2 separate regions of the Homo sapiens genome follow, and region 1 is linked to region 2. A link is a loop called in an ENCODE intact Hi-C map of the cell type or tissue named here. Cell type or tissue: PC-3. All regions are shown on one strand. Links, peaks and the distances in the headings refer to the core of each region. The heading gives the core; the rest is flanking DNA. Region 1 holds the start of MIR4486 (microRNA 4486). Region 2 has its middle 53 kb from the start of NAV2.

Evidence for each region. A loop is a pair of places that touch in the nucleus more often than their neighbours do. Peaks named below come from ENCODE experiments on the same cell type or tissue, not always from the same donor. Only the 100,000 strongest peaks of a DNase experiment are listed, where the experiment ranks them.
Region 1: it touches region 2 in a loop (3.0-fold over the local background); 12 of 110 quality-filtered maps call a loop at or near these places.

What each region holds. Positions count from the first base shown.
Region 1 is chr11:19,572,243-19,584,614 of GRCh38, reverse strand. MIR4486 (microRNA 4486) reads right to left here and starts at 9,305; the gene lies at 9,243-9,305. It also overlaps a transcript of NAV2 not described here. In PC-3, for the core only: no CTCF peak of the experiment used is centred there; a DNase peak (open chromatin) is centred at 6,494; H3K4me3 peaks cover 712 bases; H3K27ac peaks cover 1,630 bases.
Region 2 is chr11:19,653,886-19,666,257 of GRCh38, reverse strand. It overlaps a transcript of NAV2 not described here. Among named protein-coding and RNA genes, the nearest start is that of NAV2, 53 kb to the left of the region's middle. RefSeq lists an enhancer at 5,813-6,012. In PC-3, for the core only: a CTCF peak has its summit at 7,727 (motif pointing right); a DNase peak (open chromatin) is centred at 5,997; H3K27ac peaks cover 1,352 bases.

The DNA.
Region 1 (12,372 bases), core at 2,473-10,472, 82 kb after region 2:
AATAAAGATGTTCTTTGAAACCAATGAGAACAAAGACACAACATACCAGAATCTCTGGGACACATTCAAAGCAGCATGTAGAGGGAAATTTATAGCACTAAATGCCCACAAGAGAAAACAGGAAAGATCTAAAATTGACAACCTAACATCAAAATGAAAAGAACTAGAGAAGCAAGAGCAAACACATTCAAAAGCTAGCAGAAGGCAAGAAATAACTAAAATCAAAGCAGAACTGAAGGAAATAGAGACACAAAAGACCCTTCAAAAAATCAATGAATCCAGGAGCTGGTTTTTTGCAAAGATCAATAAAATCGATAGACCGCTAGCAAGACTAATAAAGAAGAAAAGAGAGAAGAATCGAATAGACCCAATAAAAAATGATAAAGGGAATATCACCACCGATCCCACAGAAATACAAAAAACCATCAGAGAATATTATGAACACCTCTATGCAAATAAACTAGAAAATCTGGAAGAAATGGATAAATTCCTCAATACATACACTCTCCTAAGACTAAACCAGGAAGAAGTTGAATCTCTGAATAGACCAATAACAGGCTCTGAAATTGAGGCAATAATTACTAGCTTACCAACCAAAAAAAAGTCCAGGACCAGACGGATTCACAGCCGAATTCTACCAGAGGTACAAGGAGGAGCTGGTACCATTTCTTTTGAAACTATTCCAATCAACAGAAAAAGAGGGAATCCTCCCTAACTCATTTTGTGAGGCCAGCATCATCCTGATACCAAAGCCTGGCAGAGACACAACAAAAAAAGAGAATTTTAGACCAATATCCCTGATGAACATTGATGCAAAAATCCTCAGTAAAATACTGGCAAACCGAATCCAGCAGCACATCAAAAAGTTATCCACCACGATCAAGTGGGCTTCATCCCTGGGATGCAAGGCTGGTTCCACATACGCAAATCAATAAACGTAATCCAGCATATAAACAGAACCAACGACAAAAACCACATGATTATCTCAATAGATGCAGAAAAGGCCTTCAACAAAATTCAACAACTCTTCATGCTAAAAACTCTCAATAAATTAGGTATTGATGGGACATGTCTCAAAATAATAAGAGCTATCTATGACAAACCCACAGCCAATATCACACTGAATGGGCAAAAACTGGAAGCATTCCCTTTGAAAACTGGCACAAGACAGGGATGCCCTCTCTCACCACTCCTATTCAACATAGTGTTGGAAGTTCTGGCCAGGGCAATCAGGCAGGAGAAGGAAATAAAGGGTATTCAATTAGGAAAAGAGGAAGTCATATTGTCCCTGTTTGAAGATGACATGATTGTATATCTAGAAAACCCCATCGTCTCAGCCCAAAATCTCCTTAAGCTGATAAGCAACTTCAGCAAAGTCTCAGGATACAAAATCAATGTGCAAAAATCACAAGCATTCTTATACACCAATAACAGAGAAACAGAGAGCAAAATCATGAGTGAACTCCTATTCACAATTGCTTCAAAGAGAACAAAATACCTAGGAATCTAACTTACAAGGGATGTGAAGGACCTCTTCAAGGAGAACTACAAACCACTGCTCAATGAAATAAAAGAGGATACACACAAATGGAAGAACATTTCATGCTCATGGTTAGGAAGAATCAATATCGTGAAAATGGCCATACTGCCTAAGGTAATTTATAGATTCAATGCCATCTCCATCAAGCTATCAATGACTTTCTTCACAGAATTGGAAAAAACTACTTTAAAGTTCATATGGAACCAAAAAAGAGCCCGCATTGCCAAGTCAATCCTAAGTCAATCCTAAGCCAAAAGAACAAAGCTGGAGACATCACACTACCTGACTTCAAACTATACTACAAGGCTACAGTAACCAAAACAGCATGGTACTGGTACCAAAACAGAGATATAGACCAATGGAACAGAACAGAGCCCTCAGAAATAATGCCACATATCTACAACTATCTGATCTTTGACAAACCTGAAAAAAACTAGAAATGGCAAAAGGATTCCCTATTTAATAAATGGTGCTGGGAAAACTGGCTAGCCATATGCAGAAAGCTGAAACTGGATCCCTTCCTTACACCTTATACAAAAATTAATTCAAGATGGATTAAAGACTTAAATGTTAGGCCTAAAACCATAAAAACCCTAGAAGAAAACCTAGGCAATACCATTCAGGACATAAGCATGGGCAAGGACTTCATGTCTAAAACACCAAAAGCAATGGCAACAAAAGACAAAATTGACAAATGGGATCTAATTAAACTAAAGAGCTTCTGCACAGCAAAAGAAACTACCATCAGAGTGAACAGGCAACCTACAGAATGGGAGAAAATTGTTGCGATCTACTCATCTGACCAAGGGCTAATATCCAGAATCTACAATGAACTCCAACAGATTTACAAGAAAAAAACAAACAACCCCATCAACAAGTGGGCGAAGGATATGAACAGACACTTCTCAAAAGAAGACATTTATGCAGCCAAAAAACACATGAAAAAATGCTCATCATAACTGGCCATCAGAGAAATGCAAATCAAAACCACAATGAGATACCATCTCATACCAGTTAGAATGGCAATCATTAAAAAGTCAGGAAACAACAGGAGCTGGAGAGGATGTGGAGAAATAGGAACAATTTTACACTGTTGGTGGGACTGTAAACTAGTTCAACCATTGTGGAAGTCAGTGTGGCAATTCCTCATGGATCTAGAACTAGAAATACCATTTGACCCAGCCATCCCATTACTGGGTATATACCCAAAGGATTATAAAACATGCTGCTATAAAGACACATGCACACCATGTTTATTGCAGCACTATTCACAATAGCAAAGACTTGGAACCAACCCAAATGTCCAACGATGATAGACTGGATTAAGAAAATGTGGCACATATACACCATGGAATACTATGCAGCCATAAAAAAGGATGAGTTCATGTCCTTTGTAGGGACATGGATGAAGCTGGAAACCATCATTCTCAGCAAACTATCACAAGGACAAAAAACCAAATACCGCATGTTCTCACTCATAGGTGGGAATTGAACAATGAGACACATGGACACAGGAAGGGGAACATCACACACTGGGGCCTGTTGTGGGGTGGGGGAGAGGGGAGGGATAGCATTAGATGTACCTAATGTTAAATGACGAGTTAACGGGTGCAGCACACCAACATGGCACATGTATACATATGTAACAAACCTGCACGTTGTGCTCATGTACCCTAAAACTTAAAGTATAATAATAAAAAAAACCTTAAATTTAAACTTTCAAAAGAAATTAAAGGAGATTCAGAGAAATTTGTTAAACAAGATACAAAGAGTGCTAATCGTTAAAGAGGAGATTGATAAGTCAACGCCATTAAAACCAAGAACTTATGCTAAGAATACTTTAAAGAAAGTAAAAAAACCAAGTCACATGCAGGAAGAAGATACTTGCAATTATATAACAACCTACAGATTAGTATACAAAATATAAGGAACTCCTACAAATCGACAAGATAAAGCAAACAATTCAATGGGAAACTGGGTAAAAGACATGAACAGACATCTCACAGAAAAGGAGACACATGTGGCCAATTAATATAAGAAGAGATTATCCACCTTGTTAGTAATCAGAGAAATACACATCCAGCCAAAATGCTATTTTGTATTCATCAGCTTAGGAAAAATAAGAACCAAATGTAGGATAGGATGAGTATCCTATAAGTAGGCTTACACATTCTTGTGGGAGGATAAATTATTACAGTCACTTTGAAAAATAATTTTGCATTGCTGGTAAAGTTGAACATTCACATACCTTCTACTCAGCAGTTTTACTCCTAAGTGTGTTCCCAAGAGAAAATCTTGTTCACATGCCCATGAAGACAATGTTCAAGAAGGTCTATGCGGTACTCCCCATAATAGCAAAAAAGTGGAAACAGCTGAAATGCTGACTGACAAGAAAATAAATCAAATTGCCTAAGATAGTGCCTGGTACACAATAAACACTCAATAAATGGTAGCTGCTATGGTTTGAATATTCATTCCCTGCAAAACTCATGTTGAAATTTAACCCCCAATGTGGCAGTATTGAGAGATTCATGGATTAATGGGTTATCATGGGAGTGGGACTGGTGCTTTGCAAGAAGAGGAAGAGAGACCTGAGCAAGCACACTCAGGCCCTCCCCATGTAATGCCTTGAGCTACCTTTGGACTTTTCATAGAGTCCAAATGGGGCCCCTTGATCTTGGACTTCTCAGCCCCCATAACTGTAAAATATAAATGTCTTCTTCATAAATTAAAAAAAAAAGAAAGAAAAATGTGATACTTCCCAGAGAAATTCCCAAGCACCATGTTCTTTTCCTGGGAAATCAATCTGGCTACAGGACAATCTTTTAGGCAGCCAGAAGCCCTTCATCTGGGTTTCGGTGACAACTGGCTGTGGCTCTCCGAGGGTACAGGCACAGTAACAGCCACCTGGCAAAGAGAAATTAGCGAGCCCTGGAAGCCCCACCCCCCGGTTGGGTCAACAGCACCAGTCAGAGTGCCACAGAAATAAATATATCCCATTCATAGAGCTTTCCGTTTAACAGCTTTCAAAGTCATAAAGTCTGCATAAGGCCAAAAGATACAATTGTCCAATTGGAGGTTTTATCTAGGAAAACACATATTTTCAAAGACTGTTTGGTCCCCATGCCAGGATCATAGCTGGGCTGGTTTAACGTGCTGGGCCTCTGGGTTTTATAGTACTTTCCACTTAAGTGAGACAGGACAGAGGCCTTCTCAGAGCCTCTTGTCTCCAAGGTGGTGTCCAAGAGGGGCCTAGAGATGCTCAAAGCCAATCATTCCCATGAGAATTCCAGAAAAGCTAGAATCTACCTAGACCAGGTCATGTAGGAGGGGAATAACAACTAACATTTATTGGGTGCTTACTATGTACACTTACTGAATTCCAGGTTCTGCTCTAAATACCTAACACATATCATTGCATTTACTCTTTCTTATTGCCTTACAACGAAGTGTCTATTTCCTTCCTATCTTCCAGAGGAGGAAAGCAAGGCTTGGAAAGGTAAATCAACATATTCAAGATGATCTGATTCAGTGAGTAGTAGGGTCAAGATTTGAACTTAGGTCTAGTGATTCTAAAACACTTCAACCTCTATAATCAGCTGCCACCCATGACTGTCAGGGCCCTTTCTCCGTCTCTGTCCAGCTGCTTGAGCTGTGTTATGAAGGGCAGATAGACGAAGACCAAGGAAGGGCTTGTCACTAGCAGTGGGAACCAATGAAGGGAACCAGGCCTGGGAGAGAATCCTTAATATTTGCCAGGAACCATGTTAAGCATTTACTTAAATTATCATGCTGAATTCTCATAATAGTCCTGCAAAATAAGTCTTATTATATCCATTTGACAATTGAGACAGCTGAGGCTTAGAGAGGTTAAAAACTTTCCCAAGGCCACACGGCTCAGAAGTGGTGGACAGTCTGCCTGAATAGACTCCTTGCTCAGAAACATTAAGTCAGGCACTGAGCTTACCCACCTACGTACACATCATATGGCTTTTATTCTTGGGAGAGATTTCTTTTTTTGTCAAATTCTGGCTCTACTTGTACACATTGCACTGATCACTTCCCTGATAGTCCTGGATGTTGAAACTTACACACACACACATTTACATCTAGGCCACTTACTAGCTGAGTAATCTTGGGTGTGTGAACATGTCCCTAAACCTCTCAGAGGGGTTTCTGCTCTCCTGGGACTCACCACTTAGACCAAAGGTAGCAAACCTTTCCTGTCGAGAGCCAGAGGGTAGATATTTTAGGCTTTAGGGTCATCCGCTCTGCATGACAACTGCTCAACCCTGCCCTGTAGTGCAAAAAACAACCATAGATAATGTATAATCAATGCTATGGCCAGATTTGGCACACAAGCCAAAATATGCAGACCCCTGACCTAGATGGTCAACATATTGCACAAATAAGTGTTAAATTCCCATTTTGTAAGTACTACAAATGGGAGGTATTAGTGTACTCAGAGTGTATACTAGGAGGAACTGACCTCCAGGGCATGGTGGCTGGACAATGTCACAATGTCACCACAGAGCAGGGCCAGAACTGGAGTCCAGGCATCCCATTCTCCCACTGGGACTCACCCCCTGCATGTGTGGCCTCCTTGGTCACCAGTGAATCTCCCAAGTCGATGTCCCTTCTAGAGGCTCAATGACATCAGGCTGCACTCAGAGAGCAGCCCAGGACATCTGCAACTGCCTGGCTTAACCTCTGACTGTGGCCAAGAGCCTTCTACTAGCAAATCACTGGCTCATTTCTCTCCAGCAGGGCCTGGCTCACAGCACCTTCTGGAAAGCCATTACAGCAGCTACAGCAGCACGCGCAGCGTTAATTTATGAAAATCTCAGCTTGTAAAAGCCCAGCTCGCAGGCAGAGCCGGAGGAGGCAGAGGCACTCTGCACTGGAGATGCATGAACTGCTATTTGCTTCTCTTACAGCCACAAAAGGAAATGCTGGCGAGGGCTTCAGAGAAGGGGTGGTGGGGAGGGGACGCTGCTGGATTTAATAGGAGGAATACGAGTCATTTGTCTTATTGTAAAATAGATGTGTGTTTGGAAGCAGAAAATGCTCTGGATCCTTTCTTTCCTCCCCTTGCAGGCATGAAAAGCCTTGAGCAAAACAAAATGCTGCTGATTTTGAGTCTATTTTGGGCGCCTGTCGCTGATTGTCTGCTTCCGAGGCCTGTGCACATGCTGCCTTCTCAAAGAATGGTTTTAACAAATTGAAATGGAATGAATGAGCATCTTGCTCCTGCTGCTGCTGCCACCATTGGAACAGAAAGCAGCCCCCAATAGTGGGGCCTGGTCCATGGCTCCTCAATTCTTCCCTCTCACCCCAGATGCCCACCCAACCCACACCCCCATCCACACAGTGCTTGCTGGCTCCCGAGTTAGGCTGCTCACCCCATGCCAGGAAGCTATTTACCAAAGGAAATAACTGTGATAAAAGGGCTAAAAATAGGCAGCAGTGATGGAAAACATTTTGTTGAGAGATCTGCTGACAAGAGGGGAAACAGAGCTGTGAAAAAGATAGGTGGTGAAGGACACAGAGGGAGAAGTGGCTACACTGAGCATCTAGGGGGCCCAGGAGGAGCCGGGGTCAGGGCCCAGAGGCCAGGTGGCTCACACAGATGGCTGCGCCCTCGTGGCAGATCTTCCCTGTCAGCGGCCCTACCCTTGTGGTATTTCACCCAGCCTTAGAAAAGTGAAGGGGCACGAGCCAACAGGTTCCTTCGCCAGGTGGGTATCTGAGGACAGGTATCTGAAAAGCAGCCCCATGAAGGAAGCAAATAGAACGCTGATGGAGGCTGACCACACATTTGGCTTTCGCCAGTTAGCAACACACGGACGTTGGACAAGCTGCTTAACTTCTCTGAGCCTCAGTTTCCTCATGTGATAAATAAAGATATGCTTAGACCCACGTCATAGGGCTGTGGTGATAATCCATGCACACTATTTACCAAACAGTGGCATTATTCCGGTCATTCAGGCTTTTACAAACATGGATTGAGGGCTTTCATTGTGCAAGGCACTTCCTGGAACCCAGGGATTCCTTGAAGTAAAAGACAAATTCCTGCTGTAAGATACTTTAATTCCTTAGTGAACAAGGAATTAGAGTAGAGAAGGGGGAGCTGTCCTTAGAAATATATAACCAGCACCACTCAGCCTAAGACAGCCAGATGGAAGGACCCCAGGACACCTTCCCAGGCCACAGACACATCCATTCCATCCAATGCTGTGTGTCTGCTATGCACTGTGTACTGAAGAGGGAATGATGAGAAAGGCTCAGGGTTCCCTTCTGAAGCCCACAGACTGGTAGAGAAGACAGGGAGGGAAACAGATATATGTTATTCACGTGAAAAGGACCATACAGAATTAGGTTTAAGAGCTCTCTTTGGGAGCAGCAGATCTTTGAAATTTCCAGGCACCGGAATGTGTAAGTTTTACAACAAGCTAAATATATACAAGTTAATCATATTCATGTATTTGCATAAATTAATAAACAGCAATTATATATTATAGCAATTTCTAAGTAATATCCCCAAATAACTATCTCAATATACCAAAATAGTAACAATGGTTATTTCTGGGTGGTGGAATTATGGGTGATTTGTATTTCTCCCCAAATTCTCTACAATTAGTATGCATTATTTTTGTAATAGAAAAACAAACAAATGAAACATGAGTAAGAAGCGAGTGGTTTCAAAATACCCTGCAGATGGGAAATCTGTTCGCTTGCCTTGGATTCAGCTGAAAGCCTCTCTATGACTTCAAGAACCATCAAAAGTTTGAAGTAGCTTGAAAACAGGTTTTTGCATCAGAATGCGGCAAGGCTGCCCAGTCTCTGGCCAAGTGGGTCTGATCCCTTACCTGTTTATTTTGTGGCTGAGGATCAGAAAGGAGTATGCTAGCTTGGAATGGAGAGTGTAGACAGAGGAGGACCCATTCCACAAATGGCTGTGTGCAAAGGGCACTTAGGCCTGGATTTGAGCACTTTTTCTGCCATACACTAGATGTGAGATCTTGGGCCAGTTATTTCACTCCTTTGAGCCTCAGATTCCTCACTCTGTATGACTTAAAAAAGCCATCCTGAACCACCCAGGCTCAACTGGGCATCTATTAGAGTCCACACCGTAATCTGCTCAGCCCTCTGTGTTACAATGGGCTACAACTTAAAACTAGGGAACACACCTTGTCCACAGCTGTGATTCCCTTACCTCTCATAGTGCCTGGTACAGTGACCTTCAATACACATTTGCTGAATGAATGAGATGCCAAAGCTCATGCTAGGTCCTGTAGCTGCAGAGATGAACGACATGGATCCCTGGCCATCGGGAGCTCCCACTTTAGTTGGAACTCAGTCTCCCCAACACAATATAGATGATGACCAATGCCTTAAAGGGCTTATGTGCAAAGAGAAACTAGAAGAATGGGGAAGAAAAGGTGAATTTCCCCAGGGGTGTCTGAGGAGGTACTTGCATAGGGGGGTAGAATCTGAGCACAGTCTGGAAAAATGAGTAGAGCTTCTCCTGCGGGTACAGAGACAAGGCAGGCAAAGGTGTGGAGTGGAGCAGGAATGTGCACAGCAAGGAAGAGGCAAGAGCAAGGCTAGGGCCAGGCGTGGAGCACCGTGGATGGGTCTGACTGGCATTCTGGCTGCTGTAGGAGCCCAGGCTTAGAAGGAGAGCTGATGGGCTCCTTTCTCATTGCAATGGCAAGAGCAAGCATCTACCGCCTGTGCTAGATGCCAGCCTCGCCCAGCATGCTTCCACCTGCCCATCAGGAGGGCAAGGCAATAGGACCAGTTTGGGGTTAATCACTGCTAAATCTAGTCTGCTGCTAAGAACCCCTCTAATTTAAACCAGCATCTGTGAGAAGGGCCAGCTTTGGCAGGGGCCTTGAGGAATGTGGACATGATTAACCTCTGCCAGTTGCAGCAAATTAACTGCAAAAAGAACATCCTGGCAGCACCCCGGATCTTAAGTGCAGCCAACCCTTGAAGATGCAGGCTGATTGCTTTGCCTGGGCTGGAAGTGCAAAGCTGTGTCTTTACTGGGCACTTCCCATTAGGAAGTATAGGGGCACCAGCTAAACTCCATCCCTCCTCAGGGCCTTCACCTGTGCTATTTCCTCGGCAGGAAACCCCTTCGCCCAATTGAGTATGGTTGGCCTGTTCTGATCTTTCAAGTCCTGCTTCAAATGTTGTTTCCTTTGTGATGTCTTCCCTGACTCCCCATCTAAGGTGGCTTTGCTATTCTCCCCACACTCATCACTTTCTGTTCCACCATTCTATTTTCTACTTTTCAAAGAGTTTATTTTCTTGCATGGTTGTTCATTTCCTTTCTCTCTACCTAATTCTAACTGGACCTATGCTCCACGGTAGCAGGAACCTTGTCTTGCTCACAGCTGTATTCACTATGTTTGGCACTTAATAGGTGATCAACAAAAATAAACGGGATGGAAGGAAGGAAGTAAAGAAGGAAAAAGAGGGGGTTTCTAATACAATGGCTCCAAAATGTCCACCAAAGCACTTAGCCCCACTGCCCTGGGAAGATGGCTCATTACCCATGAGCCCACGGAAAACCTATAGGCCAGGGCCAGGAGTGTTGGAGCCCCAGGGACAACACAGGCCAGGAATCTGATGCTAAAGGAAGAATAAGGGACTAGGAAGGGAATTAACATTTATTGAGCACCTACTGCTCAATAGTGCCAGGCCTGTGGTTACTGAATGAAACCTCTCATTTTACAGATGAGGGGGGCTGTAGCTAATAATAAATCATAATAAACATAAAATATCTAACATTTATTTTTGCACCTGGGCTAATCACATTGCATATATTTTCCCAACAAGTTTGGGAGGTAAGCATGATTACTGCTCCCATTTTGTAAGCAGTGGGAACCAGGAATGCTCAGTAACTTGCTCAGTTTTATACAACTAGCTAGTGGCAAAGCCAGGATCAGAACTCAAGTCTTTCCAACTCTTGTCCAACATCCTCTTTTGACAGAAAATGCCCTTCACACTATCATGATGGCTGGTTTGGCCCTGCCTTGCAGCCAGCTCTCCAGGGAAGTTGCTGGAAGGAGCCCTGCCCCAGGCCATGGTTCTAGGCAGACTTCAGACAATCCCCAGTCATCCACCAGCTGCTCAGCAGGCCAGTAAATTAGCCTGCCACCCCCAAGTGCTGAAAGCACTTGGGCCGCCTGACACAGCACCCTTGCCAAGAGCCTCCCACAGACACAGGCAGGTGAGGAGGGATGGGCCTTCTAGCCCTGCAAAGCAGCCAGCTCAGAAACCACCCAGGGAGGCCTCCCTGACAGGCTGGGTACAGGGGAGGGCTCAGGCAGCACTTTCTGTCCAGGAGAAGAAAGCACAGTCCTCAGGCTCTACCACCTACCTATAAGCTGGTGACCAGATAAGTTTCTTAATCTCTCTAAGACCTAGCTTTCCCATCCATAAGGCTTCTGTGAAGATGAAGTGAAATGGCAGATGTCAGGCACTGCCCGCGGCTGGCACAGGGTAGCAGCTCAGTGAAGCTCAGCTGTACCAGGTAAATTCTAAAATCAGAACCCGCCAGGAAATCCTCCTTCCCACCTATATACTCACGCATGCCACAGTCATTGAGTCCATACTATGTGCTTGGCTGTGTGCTGAGCGCTGGAGAAAACATCATTAACAAAATGGTCAAAATCCCTGACTTCAAAGACCTTCCAGTTCGGAGTGGGTAACCAACAAAACAAATATGATAGTATGTCAGACAAGGTGCCAAGAAGAAAAAGGCAAAGCTGAGAAGATAGGTATGAAGTGTAGGGGCAGGGTAGCTGAGATTCTGAACAGGGTGCCCAGGGATGGGCTCACTGAGAAGATGACTTCTGGGAAAAGAAGTGCAGGAAGTGATGAAGGTAGCCACACAGATGTCTGGGTGGAGGTGGGAGGTAAGAATGTTCTAGGCAAAGGAAACAGCAAGCTCATGCCTGAAAGCCAGAGGAGTGCCTGCCGAGCCAAGACGGAGTCCTCACATGATTTCAAAGACAAAGCATTTCCTAAACAAGAGGTTAATGAGAAAATTAGATTGTGTAAAAATGCAATTTGTGGCCAGTTTTTCAAAAGGCATGCTGTTGACCCTGTTGGTTCTGCGGTTTGTTGTTTCTGGAAAGCGGTCCTTGGCAAACTTCAGCATATTCATATAGGTTTCCCCAGGTAATTATACTAATTAATATCAGCAATAGGAATTATAATCCCTGTCATTTATCAAGTCCCTACCATGTGCTGGGCAAAATTCTGGAAGCTTTTATATACACCATTATGATTCCCATTTTACAGATGAAGAAAATGAGGCATAGAGAGATTAAGCCTTTTAATCAAAGTCATGCAGCTCATAAGTGGGAGAGTTGGAGTTCAAACTCAGACAGACTGGTTCTGGCATCTATGTGCTGACCACCATGTAACTACCTTAAAAACATGGAAGTCATTATTATTACTAACAAGACGGGGTTGCCCTGGGCTGTCCAAGCTTTCTTGCTCTTCCCCAAAAGCCATGCTGTTTCCCCAAAATGAACACTCCAGAGCTTCCTGTTTAATCTTTTGCCCCAGGTCAAGTCCTTTTGTCAAGATATAAAATATTGAAGCCGAAAGGTTGCAGATAGAGTACTACAGCAAAGGGATGACAAAATTCCAATCTCTATTGCAGAGAAGGGTGGCTGAGCAAGGAATATGGCAAGCTGATGCCATATCCCCAAGTCTCAGTTTCCCCGTCTGCCAAATAAGAAGGGACGGAGGGCTTTAAGGCCTCTTCCAGTCCCTGATCTTAGAGTTCAGCGACACGGACCCTGGAC
Region 2 (12,372 bases), core at 2,416-10,415:
GAATCCTGGTTGGTCTGGCCGGTGAAGAAACTACATTAAATATTGAAAGCTGGTGAACAGAGTGAGAAGAGCACGTGATTTTAACGTCAGAGAGAACGGATTCAAATTCTTACACTGATTCTTTGTTATTTGAACTTGCATAGCTGTTTAGCCTCTTGAAAGCTCAGTTTTATTTTACTTGTAGAAGGGATTTATAATATCTTACTTGCAGGCATGTGGGTGATATGAGACTAATAACGTGAAAGGTCCAATTGCCTGGATGGAAAGTAGTTGTGATGAAAATGGGATAATGATAGTGATGACGATGATGATGATGATGACGATGATGATGATGATGATGATTCTGCATTCTTTGAAATTATGTTGTGATTCATAATCCTAGAATGAAATAACTTTCAATTATGGTTGTAATCAATCATAAGTATCATATTTACTTATACTTTGGTTGATTAAAAAAGTTATTTATAAGAAGAGTGATAAGAACACTGTGCCAAATGTTTCACTATTAACTTGAGCCAATCATGCTTTTCTGCTCTTCCAAGAGAAGATTATAAATACTTCTGATGGTGAGAAGTTTGAGATAGGCTTGTCCTCAAATGTCTATTTTGAAATCAAGGTATAATAATAGTAATGCCCAGCTGAGCATCTACAGTCTCTTAGGGCTTTTACATATATTGAGTTTAATACTAGCAACACCTCTTCCAGAAAAATATTAATATCCCCATTTTACAGAAGAGCCAGTTCCTTAGAAAAAATAAGCCACAAGTCTTTTCCTGGGTTAAGCTTCCTGAGCAGAGCTGCCATGGGGAGGAGGAGAGGCTCATGAGCTGTCAGGAGCTCCAGAAGGGATGTCAGGCAACCGCCCCCTCATCCATGCACCATCTGCTTCTCAGCTCAGCTGCCTCAGAAACAGCATCGGCTCCACAGACCTGAAAGGAGCACTGGTCCAGAGAACTGTGGGAGTAAAAGAGGATCTTGGCCAGTCGGCTGCAGCCTAGAGAGCTTCAGGAACCACAGAGTTGAAGCTGCTGTTCCTGCAGAGGTTGCAGACATGCCTCTTGCTTCTTGGATTTGAGTGGCAGTTTCTGTTCTCTTGATTTGGCATCAGGCTCTGCAATGGCTCCCTCTCTGCCCAGCCCTTTAGCTCAGCCTCTCAAACCTGGGACTGCCTCTCCCTCTCCAACCCCCACAGGAAATGCGACATAAGTGATAAAATCCTTGGCTTTTGAGTTTCACAAGACTTAGGTCTGAATGCCAGGTCTGCTACTTACCCATCAGCTGTGTGACATGAGCAAGTTACTTAATTTCTCTGAGCTCTTGGTTTTTCCTCTGTGAAGCAGATATAGCTAAACCTCTCTCTCACACCCTGCCCTGAGGATGGAATGCGAGAGTGAATATAAATATGTCTAGCACATTGCAAACACATAGTAGGTGTTCAATACATGTTCTTCCATTTCCTCTCCTTCATTTGGGAGGTGGAACTCAACATTCTCCTCCATAGCAAAGGCTTCCTGGTATTGTAAAGCCCTCAAGGTATAGCTAATGGGTCAAAGGCAGGTAGGCTGAGGCCCAAGAATTGGGTGGTATCTGACTCTCAGTTTCTACTGAGATTCAGAGCTGTATAACCTACCCCTTTACAAGGCTTGCTGGAAGCTGTATAGATGGAAGACTCAATTCCTTTTCTGGGAAACTCATGTCTGTAGTCAATCCTGTTACCACCATATTGGCTTGGTGCTTCTCCCATAAATGGCTCTAAATTAAGCTTGGACTCATGACCTCTCCATTAATATTCTGCTGACCAGTCATAACCAGGCTGGGACATGAAACATGACTACTAAAAGCTCAGGGATAGCAATAGGGAAGCACAGACAGGACTAGGAAACTGGCAAATCTAGCTCACCTTCAGTCTGGCATCTGCAAAAGACCCAATCCATGCCTGCATGCCCAGCTATAGGACCTGTATCCAGGTGATGAAGGGTTGACTTTTTCCTCTCACCCAAAGGAGGCTTCAATCAAGAGCGTAAACTAAAAAAGAGGGAGACTCAGAGAAAGAAATCAATTTCAGTCTAAGGCCTATCTATCAAGTTCTGGTGTTCTTTAATAATTGAAGTTGGGTTTTGCCTTCTGGCTTCAAGGGAGGTCTGGTTCCCTACCTGTATAGCTGTGGGTTCACCCTTTGAGAGGGAAGAAAGGCTTCCTTTCACATAACAGAACAGATAAGTTGATAGTGGCCTTCTTGTGCACTGTGTCATGGATTCTGAAGCTGTGGTCTGGGCTTGGCAGGAAGGAATCTTGTCAGTACTTAGCGGTGCCTGCCATGGGTATTGGAGTGGGGAGTGGTAGTCACATGCTACACGGTTGTCATCCCTGCCCCATAGCAGAAAACATGTATTAGAAAATGAGTCCATACTCTTAACATCGAAGATATATGGATGTTATTGTATGTGAGGCTCTTTTGTTCTTTCTGCAGAGAACTTTGATGGAATCCAAGATGGAAGAGGAGGCTGGAAGCAAAGGGCTGGGGAGACTTGAATTGTTTTGAATAATAGAGGGAGAAAATATTGCAGTTTCTATGTTCATCTGAAAGGAAGGAGATAAAATGAAGAAGGAAGGAGGATAAGCAATGAGAGCTGGAAAAAGAGAATATGCCACTAGGATGGTGTGAGGCTGGGTGCTATATGACAATGGAGCAGACAATGAAAAGTCCATACCATGGGGGTCGGGGACAGGGGACCACAGGAACAGCTTTTGGATTACAGGCCCTGGAGTCAGACTGCCTGAGTTCAATTCTTTAGCCCTGCTACTTCCTGACTTTGTAACCTCAGAAGTTTCTTATCTTCTCTAAGCCTCTGTTTTATTTGCAAATTTGACATAATGGTAGTGTCTAATTCATGGGGTTGTGGGGACAGTAAAATCAGATAATGTATATAAAATGCTCAGCACAATGCCCACCATATAATAAGCACCCCATAAACATCAGCTTGTGTTATTTTCATGTATTACACACACCATGTCTAATATTCAATATGAAATTACATGCATTTCTAAAATACATATCCCCTCTCTGTCTCTCCAGCAAATCTTTAGTACACTCTACACACATACACACTGTCTTGTGTGAGAGATATTGGGTTTCCAGGTGAGCAGATGTGATGAGAACAGAGTCAACATGGGCTGGTTGGGGGGAAAGGGTCAGTAAACAACAGAGGAAAAGTGTGGGATCTCAGGGGACTAGGCAAATGGCTTATCCTTACCACTCCCCAATCAAGAACTGACTGAAACTGGGGAGGGCTTTGGACCTCCACGAGGCATGGAATGTGGCACTCAAGCTAACTGTAAGTGGTCCTCTGTGAGTCAGGAAGGCCCTAGCAGGCATCATCTGGGTCCCATGTCCAAGAAATAAGGATATGGAGTGGCAAGAGGAGGGCGTGCAGCCCAGGAAAAGTAGCCAAAAGGCTACCTGGCACTGGACCTGAAGCTTCAGTGTCTCAGGCATGGGTGAGACAGGCAGGTGCTACTATAGGAAGCCTATATCCTGCTACAGGAATTCCTGAGCCAGTGGGCAGAGCTTCATCTTAAGGAAGCAGCTGAATGGAAAGAAGGCTCACAGGCAGGCCTGTCCGGTGCCACTGGGGTGCCAGACAACTGAGGGCCACACTGTCACCCCTCCAGCTGCCTGACATGTGGTGGTTAGCAGGAATGGAAGAACACGTGGGGCATGGGACCCACATGGATTCTGAAAGGCTGAAAGGTAGGCCTCTCAGCAATTGCTATTCTTTCCCTGAGGAGGCAGGGATCTGGTCTTACATGCTATGAACCTTGCCAACCAGTTTCTATCAGGTGTTTCCACCTCCTGCCTCACCCCACTGATGGGCAGGGAGTAAGGCCACCTTGGGTAGGCAGCTGCTTCAGTCTGGTAATCACAGTGACTCTGACCACAGCAAACGGCCTTCTGCTGTGGGATCAGCTACAATCATAATATTTTTTTTACTCACTTTGGATAACAACCTTCTGGTCTTTGATGGTAGGTAAACTAGAAGTCTCATATTCTTTTCACCTTTTTTTCTATTAATTTTGTAATAAACTTGTTTAAAACCACACACAGAAGATGATCTTCCTCTTCACACATTTTTAAAAAGAATTTAAGTGATGCTATAATTTAAGCCAGAGGTAGTAGACATGTGGCTGCTGTACCCCCACTTCCCATTCCCACAACTATGGCAGACATTGCTAATCAAACCCAGCACTTTTCCACTGCATTCCAGGCAGCCAGTAGCAATTGATTGGGGTGGACATATACATCAAATGTGACTTGCTGCCTGATCATTCCTCACCTCAAATTCAAGAGCCCTGGGTTCCAATTTGACTTCTACCACTAATTAATTGAGTAGCAATTAGTCTTCTTATTAGTTTCCTTATTATATGAGATAAATGTCCCACCTAACTATAGATTCTCGTTTGAATTGAATGGATACAAAGAAATAACATGAAATCAACAATGAAATCCACTGAGTATTGAATGTCAGACTCTACTCAACATTTTCACACTTGTTCTCTTATTTAGTATCATAATAACTGTCCACACTGGGCACAATTTCCTCACTCCTTCACACATTAAGGATACTGAAATACAGTATATTTAAGGAACTTGTCCCAGAGCACAAAGCTAATGAGGCTACAAAGCCAGGATTACAATCCAGGTCTGTCTGGTCTTTACAAACACTTATTTTTTTTTCCTTTACACCTTAGTTTCAAAGCGCTCTGACAAGTTTAAATACTGTACAAACAGAAAAACCCAGGCCTTTTATTGTTACGATGTTTTTGACTTTGAATCACCTCATCAAACCGAGTGTCAACAGTGGCACTCTGACAATAGCCAAAATATAGAAGCAACCCAAGTATCCATGGAAGAATGAATGGATACACCAAATGTGGTATATCCAGACAGTATGATATTTTTCAGCCTTAAGAAGGAAAAAAAATTCGGACACGTGCTACAACATAGATGAGCCTTAAAGACACTGTGTTAAGTGAAGTAAGCCAGACACAAAAGAGAAAACACTATAGGATTCCATTCATGTGAGGTACCTAGAGTACCAAATTCATACAGACAGAAAGCTGAATAGTGGTTGCCTGGGGCTGGGAGCTGGGGCGACAGGGTAGATGGTTATTATTTCAGGGGTAGAGAGTTTCAGTTTGGGAAGATGAAAAAGTTACAGAGATAGATGGTAGAGATGGTTGCACGACAATGTGAATGTACTTCATGCCACTGAACTGCACACTTAAAAATGATTACAATGGTAAATGTCATGTTATATATATTTCCACCACAATTAAAAAAAGAGTGACACCAAACAAAAGCCCCACTTTCCCTCAATTTTTAGAGCATTTGCACAGAAAAGTGCTATTATGATTGCTACTACTACTATAGTTAGAAGGACAACTCTCCATTCTCGACTGGGGGCATGCTACACTCAGGCTCATTTCAGAACCTTGGAGCAGCAGACAAATGTTTAGAAATTATATTCAATATTATAATTTTATATTGTGAAAGCAAACAGATCTACCTGTTACTTTTGTACTATATCTTGTCCACACTTTCTCGACTGGCAGGACATGGGATCAGAAAGGTTGAGGAACGCTGTCTAGGTGTCTGAAACCAGAGGTGGTTGGGTTATCCTGACTTTTGTTGGGATCTGATGCTCTTTCCAGGTGGCTTCTCCCCCTCCCTAGTACCCTGTGGACCTCTAATTTCTCCTGACATTGCCCAGTGCCACTGCCTCCCCTCCCTACTTGCTTTCTTCTGGACTCCATCTCTTGTTGCCTGGGTATTGAGTTCAGGAACGTATGAACCCTAATGTCCAGGCCAGGAAGTGGTGAGTGACAGTGATGACTCATCCTGAGTCACACGAGAAAAGAAACCAGACAGGTGAAGAGCTCCCAGATCAAGGCCTTGTCTGCCAGAAAGCACCAGCCCTGCTGGGGCAGCCCCTGGGATGCAGTGGCCGAGTGAAGTCGGCATAAAGCAAGCCTGTTTCCTTTGGTCCAGACTTGCCGTGCTACCAAACCTGATATTTTCTGCAGCACTGAACCTGTGTTTACTTTGAACAGCTTTGCCTGCCAAACTCTTGCTGGGGAAGGGAACACAAACAGTGAGAGAAGGATGCCTGGGGTACTCCTCTCCAGAACATTTTCTTTCCAAACAAGAGTTGTTTGCCTGGAAAGGCTCAATCTCTTAATGGTAGGCAGAGAAATGATCAATAGACTAGTATTAATAGCAATAATAATAATAATAATAATAATAGTTCTTTTGTGTAGTGCTCATTATGTTCAGGTATTATGCTAAGCACTCCATAGAGAGTAACTCATTGAAACATCACAACAACCCTGTGAAGTAGAAATTAATATGATCTCCATTTTACTGATGGAGAAACTGAGGCTCTCAGGGACTGAATCACTTGCCCAAGGCTATACCACTAGTAGATGGCAGGGTTAGGATTGAAACTCAGGAATTCTGGTTTGAGCCTCTTGTCTTCAATGTCTCAAAGAAACTGAGATCTAGACTAATGAATCATCTTGAGTCCACCCTCTTTCTAACCTTGCAGCCCATATCAATCTCTTAGCTTGTCCTGTTGATTCTGCTTCCTACTTGTATCTCCAATGTGTCCCTATATAGCTCAGGCCACCATCATCTCTTGCCTGAATTCCTGCTATTTCCCTACTTCTGCTCTGACCACTCTCCTCCCTGCCTACTTTCTATACATGAGCCAAAGTCATCTTTTAATATCATAAATTAGAGCACATCACCCCCCAGCACGTTAACTCCCACTTAAGACCCTTCTTCAATGCCTTCCCATTGCACCAAACTCCTTCCTGTGTCACACAAGGCCCTACACCATCTGGCCGTAGCTTATGCTTCTTGCCCACCACACACTCCATCTGAACTGGCCTCAGCATTTGCCCATCCTGTTGCCAGCACTCAGTCTTCACCAAGTTTTTCTGCCTACCTGGGTCTTGCTGGCTCCTTTTCATACCAGAGGTCTCCGGTCTAAATGCCAGTGCTTTACAGTCACCTTCCTTACCCCTTATACAATTAGATTCTTCTCTGTGTCCTTCATAATATCACAACTTGAAATTGTACACTTAAATTTCTTTAGTTTTCTTTATATTATCCATCTTCCCTCTTGGACTATAAGTCAGCAATATGTCTATTTAACTCACTGAAGTACTTCCAGGGCCTAATGGTACAAAGACAGAGCATCCTTTAGCTGCTAAGCTTGTGTTTGTCGAATGTTTTGCTGATTTCGTTTTCCCCAGGACTAGTGGAGAGAGGTACCTGGCTTCCTGACTCTATAACTTTCCTGTGCCTCCAGCTGAGCACCCTTGATTCTAAATGTCAGCTTAAATCTAATCAGTCATGTACTGGAATATTGGCTGTCATGGAAAAATAACCCCTGCTTTGTAGAATTTTCTGATTTCCATGGTGTAAATACTCCCACCATAGCTGATTTCAGGCAATCACTGTGGTGTCAGTGAATGCAGAATTAGCAAGAGACACAAGCAATTAGTTCTCATGAGCCAGTCAGAGCCTGCACGGGGATACTGCTGGGGCTCACCCAGATCTAGAGCCAATCTTACCCTCAGTAAGAGGATTTAGGGAGTCTGGCTTCCACATTCAAAGAGCTCAGCATAAAGCATTCTTTCTGCCACCTCTGCCTTCCACCAGGTGGCATGGATCTGATACTATGGCTGGTAAGTAAAAGTTTGAACACTGGTACCATGCAAAGACCCCGTCAGCATTTTAGTTCCCCTGCCTTCCAGCTGTGTGACCTTGAACAAACCACATAGCCTCCTAAGACTCACTTTTCTTAACTGTAAAATAGAGATAATAATAGTATCTACATGGCTGTTGTGATGATTGAATGAGTTTCTGTGTGTTAAGTATTCACTATAGAATAATAGCTAAAAGTCTAAACTCTGGAGTCAGGCAGCCTGACTCCAATGCTGGCTCTGTCACTTACTCGCTGTGTGATCCTAGGCAGGTTACTCAACCTCTCTGCGCTTAGTTTCTTAAGTTGTGAAATGGGATAATAATTGTTCCCACATCATAGGAATGCTGTGAAAAATTAAGTAAGTTTATAAATGTAGAATGCTTAGCACAGAGTAAAATATATTTATTGTTTGTGATTAAATGACTATAACGCAAACAAAAGTCCAGAGAACAGTGTCTGTTACATAGTATGAGCTTGATAAATAGTAGCTTTTATTGTTAATAATACCTGATCTATTATTATTGTTAATAATACCTGTGTTCCCCAGGTCATGTCCCCTAGTGTTCTCAGATCTAATACCTGAGTCTTTATCTCCCCATACCTCTGTCCCTGCTCTGATGAGCTGCTCCTATCCATCACCCTGGGCTCCCCTTCCTGGTGAAGGATCCTTGCCTGGATCTGTTGCTTGTCTCATCCTCTCAAGACTGAGCTCTTCTTCATGCCTCCCTGACTCACTTTCTGCCCGCATAGGGGTCTGGAGCCGCAGAGCAGTAGATGATCTTCGTTTGGAGGGTGAGGGACATTAGCACAGTCTTTCCCTCAAGGCCCTCCACATCTGGTCTACCCTGCCTGGTATCACTAACCCATGTGTTCCTCACCCTCTCAGAATACAGAGAAGGAGTGACTTCAGAAAGCTGAAGGAAGTGGGAAGCACCAGCATGGTGGGAAATGGGCAACAATTCAGATATGGCCATATTTCCCTAATATACACAGCCAACTTGACCATCTGCCTCTGGATGAGGCATAATCCAAAGAATATGGGTGTTGAAAATTAACTTGAGTTCAAATCCTCAAATAATGCCTACCCTCTCTGAACCACAGGGTGGTTTTTTTATATTAAATGTATAAAATAAGTTCCAACTGCTCAATTGTATTGGGAAGTACAAACTAGCAAAACGTGTATGTACCTGGCACAAACTGGATGCCCAGAAAGGAGTGGCAAACATGGTAGCCTTCCTGATCTACCCTAGCCTCTCCTGCTTTTTCCAGCTCTAAATACCAGAGGGCTAGGTTGAGCCACTGGTCTTACTCATCTCTATCCATACTTTCTAGGCATTCCCATGGATTTTAATACACCCCCAGCCTCAAACTCTCCCCTCAGCTCTGAATCTGTAGAGCTAACTTCCCACTCAACAGCACCACTTGGACATCTAGAAGACATCTCAAATGCATTACAATCAAGGGAGAACTCTTGGTTCTCCCACTTCCCTCTGCAGGCCTTTCCCTCCCCCAGTGTATCCACCTGAGTAAATGGCTCCTGCATTCTCCCAGGTGCTCAGGTGGAAAGCCTAGGTGATATCCTTGATTCTTTTTTCCCCTCACACACAGAATCCAAATCACAAGCAAACATAGCCAGCTCCATCTATAAAATATATCCTGAATCCGACCGCTTCCTTGTTTCCTCTGTGGCTACCGTCTCAGTCCAAGTAACCATTTTCTCCCCCTAGAGCATTGCTTCTCACAGGAGTCCAGGGGGATGTAGATTCCAAGTCAGTGGGTCTGGGCTGGGGCCATGATCTCAGTTGATGTGGGTGTGGCTGGGTCCCCAGGCACCCTGTACCAAGTCCCCCTGCCTCCACTCTTTGCCCATTTATTCACCCATCAGCAACCAGAGAGATCAGATTAAAACATAAATGCCTTCCCTTCAAACATGGAGTGAAATCCAACATTTTAACATGACCTTCAAGCCTGGGCATGATCTGGCTCTGTGCTCCTTCCCCAGTCTCCTGTCTGTGCCTCTCCCCCCTCACTCACGGCATTTCACCACAATGGCCTTCTTTCTGTTCCTCACACACACCAAGCTGCCTCCAGCCTCAGGGGCTCTGCATTTGATGGCCCTTCTGCCAGATGAATGCTGAGCTGGAGAGTCCAGTAAAGCATGACGCACCACAAAAACCAGTAAGGTACAGGCCCCCGTGACAAGGGATGGGCCTTTGCTGTTGAGAATTGGCCCCAGAGCGCCTCCTGCAGCTCTTCTCCCTGGTAATGGTGGTCTCTGCATGCCACTCCTCAGTGCTCTGCATTTTGTCATTTCTATCTGCTATTTAGATAGCAACTTAGCTTGAAGCTGTGCTGTGAGATAACCATAGCACAGCAAGATGAGCTGACACTGCTGAGCCCCTTCACGGAAAGGTTTTCTCAAGTCATATGTTCTGAAAATGACATCTTCCCAATCCCCCAGCAGAGGCTTGTCTCTTTGAAAACCAAGGGATCAGCTGGACAATCTTCCTTCTCCAACCAGTGGCTTGGAGGAGTGTGAGGCTGCTCTTTGATCTTTCTGGTCACCCCTAAGATTCTTTTTTTTAAATTTTTTATTATACTTTAAGTTTTAGGGTACATGTGCACAACGTGCAGGTTTGTTACATATGTATGCATGTGCCATGTTGGTGTGCTGCACCCATTAACTCATCATTTAACATTAGGTATATCTCCTAATGCTATCCCTCCCCCCTCCCCCCACCCCAAAACAGGCCCCGGTGTGTGATGTTCCCCTTCCTGTATCCATGTGTTCTCATTGTTCAATTCCCACCTATGAGTGAGAACAATGCAGTGTTTGGTTTTCTGTCCTTGCAATAGTTTGCTAAGAATGATGGTTTCAAGCTTCATCCATGTCCCTACAAAGGACATGAACTCATCCTTTTTTTGGCTGCATAGTATTCCATGGTGTATATGTGCCACATTTTCTTAACCCAGTCTATCATTGTTGGACATTAGGGTTGGTTCCAAGTCTTTGCTATTGTGAATAGTGCCACAATAAACATACGTCTGCATGTATCTTTATAGCAGCATGATTTATAATCCTTTGGGTATATACCCATTAATGGGATGGCTGGGTCAAATGGTATTTCTAGTTATAGATCCTTGAGGAATCGCCACACTGACTTCCACAATGGTTGAACTAGTTTACAGTCCCACCAACAGTGCAAAAGCATTCCTATTTCTTCACATCCTCTCTAGCACCTGTTGTTTCCTGAATTTTTAATGATCGCCATTCTAACTGGTATGAGATGGTATCTCATTGCGGTTTTGATTTGCATGTCTCTGATGGCCAGTGATGATGAGCATTTTTTCACGTGTCTTTTGGCTGCATAAATGTCTTCTTTTGAGAAGTGTCTGTTCATATCCTTCACCCACTTGTTGATGGGGTTGTTTGTTTTTTTGTGGTAAATTTGTTGGAGTTCATTGTAGATTCTGGATATTAGCCCTTTGTCAGATGAGTAGATTGCAAAAATTTTCTCCCATTCTGTAGGTTGCCTGTTCACTCTGATGGCAGTTTCTTTTGCTGTGCAGAAGCTCTTTAGTTTAATTAGATCCCATTTATCAATTTTGGCTTCTGTTGTCATTGCTTTTGGTGTTTTAGAGATGAAGTCCTTGCCCATGCCTATGTCCTGAATGGTATTGCCTAGGTTTTCTTCTAGGGTTTTGATGGTTTTAGGCCTAACATTTAAGTCTTTAATCCATCTTGAATTAATTTTTGTATAAGGCGTAAGGAAGGGATCCAGTTTCAGCTTTCTACATATGGCTAGCCAGTTTTCCCAGCACCATTTATTAAATAGGGATCCTTTCCCCATTTCTTGTTTTTGTCAGGTTTGTCAAAGTTCAGATAGTTGTAGATATGTGGCATTATTTTTGAGGGCTCTGTTCTGTTCCATTGGTCTATAACTCTGTTTTGGTACCAGTACCATGCTGTTTTGGTTACTGTAGCCTTGTAGTATAGTTTGAAGTCAGGTAGCATGATGCTTCCAGCTTTGTTCTTTTGGCCTATGATTGACTTGGCAATGTGGGCTCTTTTTTGGTTCCATATGAACTTTAAAGTAGTTTTTTCCAATTCTGTGAAGAAAGTCATTGGTAGCTTGATGGGGATGGCATTGAATCTGTAAATTACCTTTGGCAGTATGGCCATTTTCATGATACTGATTCTTCCTACCCATGAGCATGGAATGTTCTTCCATTTGTTTGTATCCTCTTTTATTTTGTTGAGCAGTGGTTTGTAGTTCTCCTTGAAGAGGTCCTTCACATCCCTTGTAAGTTGGATTCCTAGGTATTTTATTCTCTTTGAAGCAATTGTGAATGGGAGTTCACTCATGATTTGGCTCTCTGTTTGTCTGTTATTTGTGTATAAGAATGCTTGTGGTTTTTGCACATTGATTTTGTATCCTGAGACTTTGCTGAAGTTGCTTATCAGCTTAAGGAGATTTTGGGCTGAGATGATGGGGTTTTCTAGATATACAATCATGTCATCTGCAAACAGGGACAATTTGACTTCCTGGTCACCCCTAAGATTCTATCCTGTCTGATCATCCAGGGGAGTGTGGGAGGT